2 separate regions of the Mus musculus genome follow, and region 2 is linked to region 1. Evidence: chromatin loops called from intact Hi-C (ENCODE). Cell type or tissue: gastrocnemius. All regions are shown on one strand. Each heading gives the region's core, and the rest is flanking DNA. Links, peaks and the distances in the headings are about the cores only.

Region 1 (4,328 bases), core at 675-3,174:
TTACAGCAAGCTTGTGTCAGCAAGGTAATATTTTAAAAACTGCATTCCCTTTGTAATCTGCAGGAACCAAACATTGGGACAAAACCACCTGACAAGCAGGATGGCTAGGTTATCTATTTTTGTAGGATGTCTTAGGTTATCTATGTGTACTTTGACCCTGCTGTTGCAGACTGACTTGCTGTTGCTAAGAGGAGAGTTGTCATAGGCTATCGGTTCTCTTTGTGCACTCTCAGAAATGGAGGTGGTTGGGCTTTATAAAGTATCTTGTCACCTGGGCTGGGACAATTTTCCAAATATTCCTTGTTTTTGATGAGCTTGAAAATATTCAAAGAACTGGCCAAGGACTGGGTCAAATGCTCTTCAACTAGAGGAGCAGGGTTTATTTGCTGCTTTTCTCATGACTAGATTGGGGTTATGTGTTGCTGTGGAGGAAGGTTGTGCAGCTAAAGTGAACAGATAAATATGCCAAGTGGTGATTTTAACAGGAGAAAACCCTGATGGGACTGGTCAAAAAATGTACTAGAGACAAGTAAAGGTTGAGTGACTATGAAACATATTTGATCCTTTTTCTGGTTGCAAACTGCCTCAAGTATTTTACACTGTATCCACCTACAAAAGAACTGACCCCTGGGCACATGGACACTTTGAAACTGAGAATCTGGAATGGCCTCACCAAGCTTATCTACTCAGAATGAATCATGAAGTAGAGAGATACAAGAGTTCTCCTATGAGTTGTGCTTGCTTTGTGGTGCCTTTCTGCAAGTCTGGACTTCAGGCTGACATTCACGCCCTCACTGATCCAGCAAAATATTAATTTGTATAAAATCAGTACAGAAATCAAGATAATCATAACTGACTAAGCTTGTGTTGTGTAAAGTCTTTACCTCAGTGTCAAGGAGTCATGCAGTTTGAATGAGCATTATAACTTCTGGTCTTCTTGCCTCAAACGTTGTTTCTATAGCAAGGTCAGCCAGTGCTGAGCATAGGATGCTCTGCCCTCAGCCCTCAGAGTGGCTGGAGTGGTGATGAGCACAGGGCTGGGGGAGGCGTGGCCTGGGTTGTAGTGCAAAGCTCTCTGGGTTGTAAGATTGATTTGAGATGGTGGGGAAAGGACCTAAAAGGGAGAATATTAGATTGTTGGGGTTTCCAGAACAAAGTGTCACTGCACAGGGGCTTAAACAAAAGAAGATTACTTCTTCTTTGTATGGAGGCACTAACTCTATCAAAGGATTAGTAGGGCTTGTTTCTTTTGAGGTCTCTCTCTTGGCCATGTTGAGATGGACATTCTTTCACTGAGACCTCATATACGCTTATCTTTGCTGTCTATGTCTTAATTAATCTCTGCTGATACCAGTCATAGTGGATTAGGTCCCTAACGACCTCAATTAACCTTAATGACCTTAGACTTTGCATCCAAATTCGGCCCAGTTTTAAAATTTTGGTGGTTTGGGGTTCAATAAGCAATTGTGTTGGGACACAGCTCCACTCATTGAAAGATACAATGGGAGCATCCTTCCCTCCAGACTTAATTCTAGGAGCTGAAGACAACAGATGTTTGGAGCAGACTTTTGGCTAGTCTGTGTGTGGGATTATAACAAGGGGGAAAGTGAGAGAGGGGCACTTCGCGTGGGGAGCAAACGTGCTGTGTAACATGGCTTTCACAGGAGTCCATTGCCAGGAGACACCTGTGGGGTTTGCTCAGCTCTTCTGCCATCGTCCCCCTCAGCAGACAGAAGGCTCATTTCCCGGTGATTTTTCACCTCACTTTCTATGCATCTGCCATACATGGATAGTTTAAATCCTGAATTAAAACAAAACAAACCAACAAACAAACAAACAAAACCCAAAAAAGCCCCCCAAAAAACCAAACCTCAGCCAGAGTGCTGATCTACTAATGTATATTTAGAAGCACAATCACAGAGCACACTGGATACTCCAGGGCCTTGGCTGGCATGTGCTATCCCTGTAGGCTTGCAGCCAGCATGTGCCCATAAGCAGGAGGCTACATTATCATCAGAGGACAGCTTGGTGTGCGTCCTCTTCCCCATCCAGCTCCACCAGCCCTGCTCTCCAGAGCATTTTTCAGTTTCCCCAGGGCAGAAGGGGACGCTCCTCTTCCTCCTCCCCTGTAGCATTTTATTGGTAGTTTACATTCTGTGCTGGGGTAACTTAATATCTCCAGCAATGCTTTCTGTGAACTTAGATGCTGGAGTGAACTCTTCCTTATCGTGTAGAAGAAGACGTAAGTGCCAGTGTTCAGGAACTACGAGGCTGGCTATTGGAAGAAATTTTATATGTGCCTGATTTTGCTTTTGCTTTGGGTTTAAGACACTTTCTAGAAAATAATTCATAAAGTATGACCTTGAACCATTAGCTGTGAGGTGAGCTAGGCAGTTCGGTATGTTTCAGAATGCTTGCTCAGAAGTCAAAGCTCTGTCAAGGATCTTTTTCTTTATTTTTCCAACACTTTAAAAACTATCTTGAAGTTTATTCAATGTTTAAATATTTGTAAAGTATTTTCAGTTATCATAACATTTCTGTACACTTTTGTATTTGTGGAAATTATTGAGAGCGTCTAAAGTCAGGCATGTTCACAAACAAACCACTTATTAAAAATAGTTTTCTTTCTTTCTTTTTTTTATATATCAATTTTTTATTGGATATTTTATTTATTTACATTTCAAACGTAATCCCCTTTCCTGCATTTCCCCCCAGAAGTCCCCTATCCCATTCCCCCATCCTCCTGCTTTTATGAGGGTGCTCTCTCACCCACCCACCCACTCCCATCTCCCTGCCATTGCATTTCCCTACACTGGGGCATTGAGCCTTCACTGGACCAAGGGCCTCTTCTCCCATTGATGCCTGAAAAGGCCATCCTCTGCTACATATGTGGCTGGAGCCATGGGTCCTTCCATGTGTTGGGTTCTTGGTTGGGGGTTTAGACCCTATGAGCTCCGGTTGGTTGATACTGTTGTTCTTTCTTCCTTTGGGGTTACAAACCCCTTCAACCCCTTTGGTCCTTTCTCTAACTCCTCCACTGGAGACCCTGTGATCAGTTCTATCAATATCATCAGCACCAAGGCACTTCATTGTGGCAGAAAAGATCTTCACCAGACATTGTTGAAGATATTTTTCAAAAAGAGGTTGTTTGTGCAATGTGCTTTGAACATATTCACCTCCCTCCTCCCACTCCACCCAGATACCCTCTATTCCTTCCTAACTTCATCTCCCATTTCCTTCCCTATCAAGTCCATTTTACTGTTTGTATATTCTTGGACGTGTGGCCAGCCGTTCACTGGGGCATAGAGAACACACCAGGGGCAATACTCTCCAGAAAATCAACTCTTCCTCTCCCAGCAGCTATCTGTTGCTAATAGCTGTTCACCAAAGGTTGGGATCTTGTACAGGCTAGTTTTGTGTCAACTTGACACAGCTTGAGCTATCACAGAGAAAGGAGCTTCAGTTGAGGAAATGCCTCCATGAGATCCAGCTATAAGGCATTTTCTCAATTAGTGATCAAGGGGGAAAGGCCCCTTGTGGGTGGGACCATCTCTGGGCTGGTAGTCTTGGGTTCTATAAGAGAGCAGGCTGAGCAAGCCAGGGGAGGCAAGCCAGTAAAGAACATCCCTCCATGGCCTCTGCATCAGCTCCTGCTCCCTGACCTGCTTGAGTTCCAGTCCTGACTTCCTTGGTGATGAACAGCAGTATGGAAGTGTGAGCCGAATAAACCCTTTCCTCCCCAACTTGCTTCTTGGTCATGATGTTTGTGCAGGAATAGAAACCCTGACTAAGACAGATCTCATTCCCAGCATCCATCTCTGGTGGGATTTGGTCTGACTCAAGTTTGCACATAGGTCTTGTGCATGCTGCTCCAGGCACTGCAAGTTCATATGTGCAGCTGCCCTGCTGTATCCAGATGACACTGTTTCCATGGAGTCATCCACCAACTCTGGCCCCTACACTCTCTTTGCTCCATCTTCCACTGTGAGTCCTGGGCTTTGCAAGGAGCAGGTGTGATAAAGATGCCTGACTTAGGGCTAAGCTTTCCACAGTCTTATTCTCAGCACCTTGGCCAGTGCTGGCTCCCAGGGTCAATTTGCAGTTAAATGCACCTTTCACCAACCTGTTTGTCTTTGAGTTTGTCTTTTCTCTGTCCTCTTCTCTACTGCAGGCATCTGCACTCTCTGTAGAAGGCCCTCTCTTCCAGCTTTAATCTGCTTTTCTCCCTCCTTTAGCAACTCATTGTTCCCTAAATATGTGGTGCTTTCTTTTTGAAGAGCTCTACTCAGTCTCATCTTCCTGTGGAAAATTCTGTACTTCAAAATCTT
Region 2 (4,328 bases), core at 1,223-3,722, 230 kb before region 1:
TACAAAGTAAAATTTCAAAATTATCTGGTATTCTTCCCTTGGTCTGAAAGTACCACGAAGATTGGAGACTGGTGTGCAGACACTCGGGGCTTGCTGACTCCAGCTGATAAGCATATCCTTATATCAACCACACGGAGTGGACTCTGACCAGAACTAGTGTCTGGTGCTAGCTTTTTATTATGGAACGTATTCTCCAAAACCCATTGTTTTGTTATTTCCCCAGCTTCTAGAACCTGAGTTCTGCTTCCTTTGGCCTGGGATTCTCATGACTGCAACCCCTAACACCAGCTCAGGGCTCTTGTCTCCCACCCAGCCCTCTCCACCTACCTGCTCTGGGCAAAGACACAAACACTTTTTACACTGTTTAGTTGTTTGGAGGTTTCTTGAAAGGATAATGGTAACTGTGGCAACCCTTGTTGTTTCTCTGTGGAGCTCTTGGAGAGACTGATGTTTTGTATTGTTTTTCATCCTAGAAAACACTGGCCTCAAAAGGCAAAAAGTCACTGGTGAAAGAACTCTTTCTCAAAGGCCCTGGAAACACAGTCTCATTTCATGACAGTCAAGCGAAATCCCTTCAGTCTCTCTGGAGCCCTTGTCCCCGCTCTGTGCAGCATTCGTAGCCTTCCAGTATATTTGGCATTCACATCATTTCTCTACAGCCCAGCCTCTGTCCTCAGCCTACATATTAGATCAGCTAACTGCAGCTCACTTGGCATTGCTGTTTGCACAGCTGAACATGGCACAGCTGGACATGGCACAGCTGGACATGGCACAGCTGGACAGATGAGCGCATCTTCCCAAAGATGAGCCTGAAGCCCACATCTAGTCGTGTCCTTTTCTACACCTATGGGTATCTCTCCTTGTTCTCACAAGCACAGAGAGTTTTAATGATGTCAGGTCTTTTAGTGTGAATGCAGCAGGTGCACAAATGCTGATAAACCTCCTTAACTCACTGTCAGGTCACTTGTTAATCTGCAAGCTGCAGAATGTATTACATTATAAGATAGGAGAAGGTTCTTCAGATTGGGTCTCTAGGCCCAGGAGCTAATGACTCATGTGTGAGGCACGGTCTTCCCAAAGGCTACAATGACTAGTGACAGAGCATCATAGGAACCCAGTCCTGGGAGATTCTGAACTGCAAGATACAAAACACGTTCCTTGAAATAGCTTCCTAAGGATGAGAAAACTTTGCCAGATACAAAGTTAACACAGTTTCTTGTGTGTGTTTATGAGAAGGGGGAGCACCAGAAGTACTCAGCTTTCGAACATGATGCCATAAGGAGTTTACTCAAAACAAGCATGTGTATGGAAAGTTATTAATTGTGTTGTTTTTGGTTTTATACACTATTTCCAAGAGAGTGAGATTTTTAACATGGAAATTGCTAGGGAGATCTGTGAAGAGGGAATAGGTGCTCAGAAGAAGAGAAGGAAGATTTTGAAGTACAGAATTTTCCACGGGAAGATGAGACTGAGTAGGGCTCTTCAAAAAGAAAGCACCACATATTTAGGGAACAATGAGTTGCTAAAGGAGGGAGAAAAGCAGATTAAAGCTGGAAGAGAGGGCCTTCTACAGAGAGTGCAGATGCCTGCAGTAGAGAAGAGGACAGAGAGAAGACAAACTCAAAGACAAACAGGTTGGTGAAAGGTGCATTTAACTGCAAATTGACCCTGGGAGCCAGCACTGGCCAAGGTGCTTTTTCTGCCACAATGCAGTTCCTTGGTGTTGATGATAACAGATATGAAAGCTATTTTTAATGAATGCTTGTTTGTGCTCATGCCTAACTTTAGATGCTCTCAATAATTTCCACAGATACACAAGTGTACAGGAATGTTATTATAACTGAAAATACTTCACAAATATTTAAACATTGAATAAACTTCAAGATAGTTTTTAAAGTGTTGGAAAAATAAAGAAAAAGATCCTTGGCAGAGCTTTGACTTCTGGGCAAGCGTTCTGAAACATACCGACCCGCATAGCTCACCTCATAGGTATTGGTTCAAGGTTATAATTTATGAATTATTTTCTAGAAAGTGTCTTCAACCCAAAGCAAAAGCAAAAGCAAAAGCAGGCACATATAAAATTTCTTCCAATAGCCGGCCTCGTAGTTCCTGAACACTGGCACTTACGTCTTCTTCTACACGATAAGGAAGAGTTCACGCCAATATCTAAGTTCACAGAAAGCATTGCTGACGATAGTAAGTTACCCCAGCACAGAATGTAAAATACCAATAAAATGCTACAGGGGAGGAGGAAGAGGAGTGTCCCCTTCTGCCCTGGGGAAACTGAAAAATGCTCTGGAGAGCAGGGCTGGGATGGGGAAGAGATGGAGGGAAAGACAGAAAGTCGGGGTTCGGTCTCCATGCTGCTCAGCACTGCTTGGCCTAGAATAAAAAGCACAGGGTCACCAAACCAGAGAACTCCATTCTAGAGTCAATCCACGCACACCAAGCTGTCCTCTGATGATAATGTAGCCTCCTGCTTATGGAAACATGCTGGCTGCAAGCCTACAGGGATAGCACATGCTAGCCAAGGCCCTGGAGTATCCAGTGTGCTCTGTGATTGTGCTTCTAAATATACATTAGTAGATCAGCACTCTGGCTGAGGTTTGTTTGGTTTTGATTTGTTTTTTAATTCAGAATTTAAACTATCCATGTATTGCAGATGTATAGAAAGTGAGGTGAAAAATCACCAGGAAATCAGCCTTCTGGCTGCTGAGGGGGACGATGGCAGAAGAGCTGAGCAAACCCCACAGGTGTCTCCTGGCAATGGACTCCTGTGAAAGCCATGTTACACAGGACGTTTGCTCCCCACGCAAAGTGCCCCCTCTCTCACTTCCCCCCTTGTTATAATCCCTCACACAGACTAGCCAAAAGTCTGCTCCAAACATCTGTTGTCTTCAGTTCCTAGAATTAAGTTTGGAGGGAAGGATGCTCCCATTGTATCTCTCAATGAGTGGAGCTATATCCCCACAAAATTGCTTATTGAACCCCAAGCCACCAATATTTTTAGAACTGGGTCGAATTTGGATGCAAAGCCTAAGGTCATTAAGGTTAATTGAGGTCGTTAGGGACCTAATCCAATATGACTGGTATCAGCAGAGATTAATTAAGACATAGACAACAAAGATAAGAGGATATGAGGTCTCAGTGAAAGAATGTCCATCAACATGGTCAAGAGAGAGACCTCAAAAGAAACAAGCCCTGCTAATCCTTTGATAGAGCTAGTGCCTCCACACTATGAGGAAGTAATCTTCGTTTGTTTAAGCCCCTGTGCAGTAACACTTTGTTCTGGAAACCCCAACAATCTAATATTCTTCCTTTTAGGTCCTTTCCCCACCATCTCAAAGCAATCTTAGAGCCCAGAGAGCTTTGCACTACAACACAGGCCACGCCTCCCCCAGCCCTGCGTTCATCATCATTCCAGCCACTCTGTGGGCTGAGGGCGGAGCTCCCTATGCTCAGCACTGGCTGACCTTGCTATAGAAACAACGTTTGAGGCAAGAAGACCAGAAGTTATAATGCACGTTCAGACTGCACGACTCCTTGACACTGAGGTGAAGACTTTACACAACACAGGCTTAGTCAGTTATGATTATCTTGATTTCTGTACTGATTTTATTCAAATCAATATTTTGCTGGATCAGTGAGGGCCTGAATGTCACCCTGAAGACCAGACTTGCAGAAAGGCACCACAAAGCAAGAACAACTCATAGGAGAACTCCTGTATCTCTCTACTTCATGATTCATTCTGAGTAGATAAGCTTGGTGAGGCCATTCCAGATTCTCAGTTTCAAAGTGTCCATGTGCCCAGGGGTCAGTTGTTTTGTAGGTGGATACAGTGTAAACTACTTGGGGCAGTTTGCAACCAGAAAAAGGATCAAATAGGTTTCATAGTCACCCAACCTTTACTTGTTTCTAGTACATTTTTTGACCAGTCCCATCAGGGTTTTCTCCTGTTAAAATCACCACTTGGCATATTTATCTGTTCACTTTAGCTGCACAACCTTCCCCCACAGCAACACATAACCCCAATCTAGTCATGAGAAAGCAGGAAATAAACCCTGCTCCTCTAGTTGAAGAACATTTGACCCAGTCCTTGGCCAGTTCTTTGAATGTTTTCAAGCTCATTAAAAACAAGGAATATTTGGAAAATTGTCCCAGCCCAGGTGACAAGATACTTTATAAAGCCCAACCACCTCCATTTCTGAGAGTGCACAAAGAGAACCGATAGCCTATGACAACTCTCCTCTTAGCAACAGCAAGTCAGTCTGCAACAGCAGGGTCAAAGTACACATAGATAACCTAAGACATCCTACAAAAATGGATAA

What was found. Hi-C counts contacts between places; a loop is a spot of excess contacts. Peaks named below come from ENCODE experiments on the same cell type or tissue, not always from the same donor. Only the 100,000 strongest peaks of a DNase experiment are listed, where the experiment ranks them.
Region 2: a loop joins it to region 1, with 5 times the contacts of the local background. A loop is called at or near these places in 5 of 42 quality-filtered maps.

Annotation. Positions count from the first base shown.
Region 1 is chr5:4,389,310-4,393,637 of GRCm38, forward strand. No RefSeq gene overlaps it. Among named protein-coding and RNA genes, the nearest start is that of Gm40261, 120 kb to the left of the region's middle. In gastrocnemius, for the core only: no CTCF peak of the experiment used is centred there; DNase peaks (open chromatin) are centred at 1,617 and 1,977.
Region 2 is chr5:4,159,253-4,163,580 of GRCm38, forward strand. No RefSeq gene overlaps it. Among named protein-coding and RNA genes, the nearest start is that of Mterf1b, 31 kb to the right of the region's middle. In gastrocnemius, for the core only: no CTCF peak of the experiment used is centred there; a DNase peak (open chromatin) is centred at 2,506.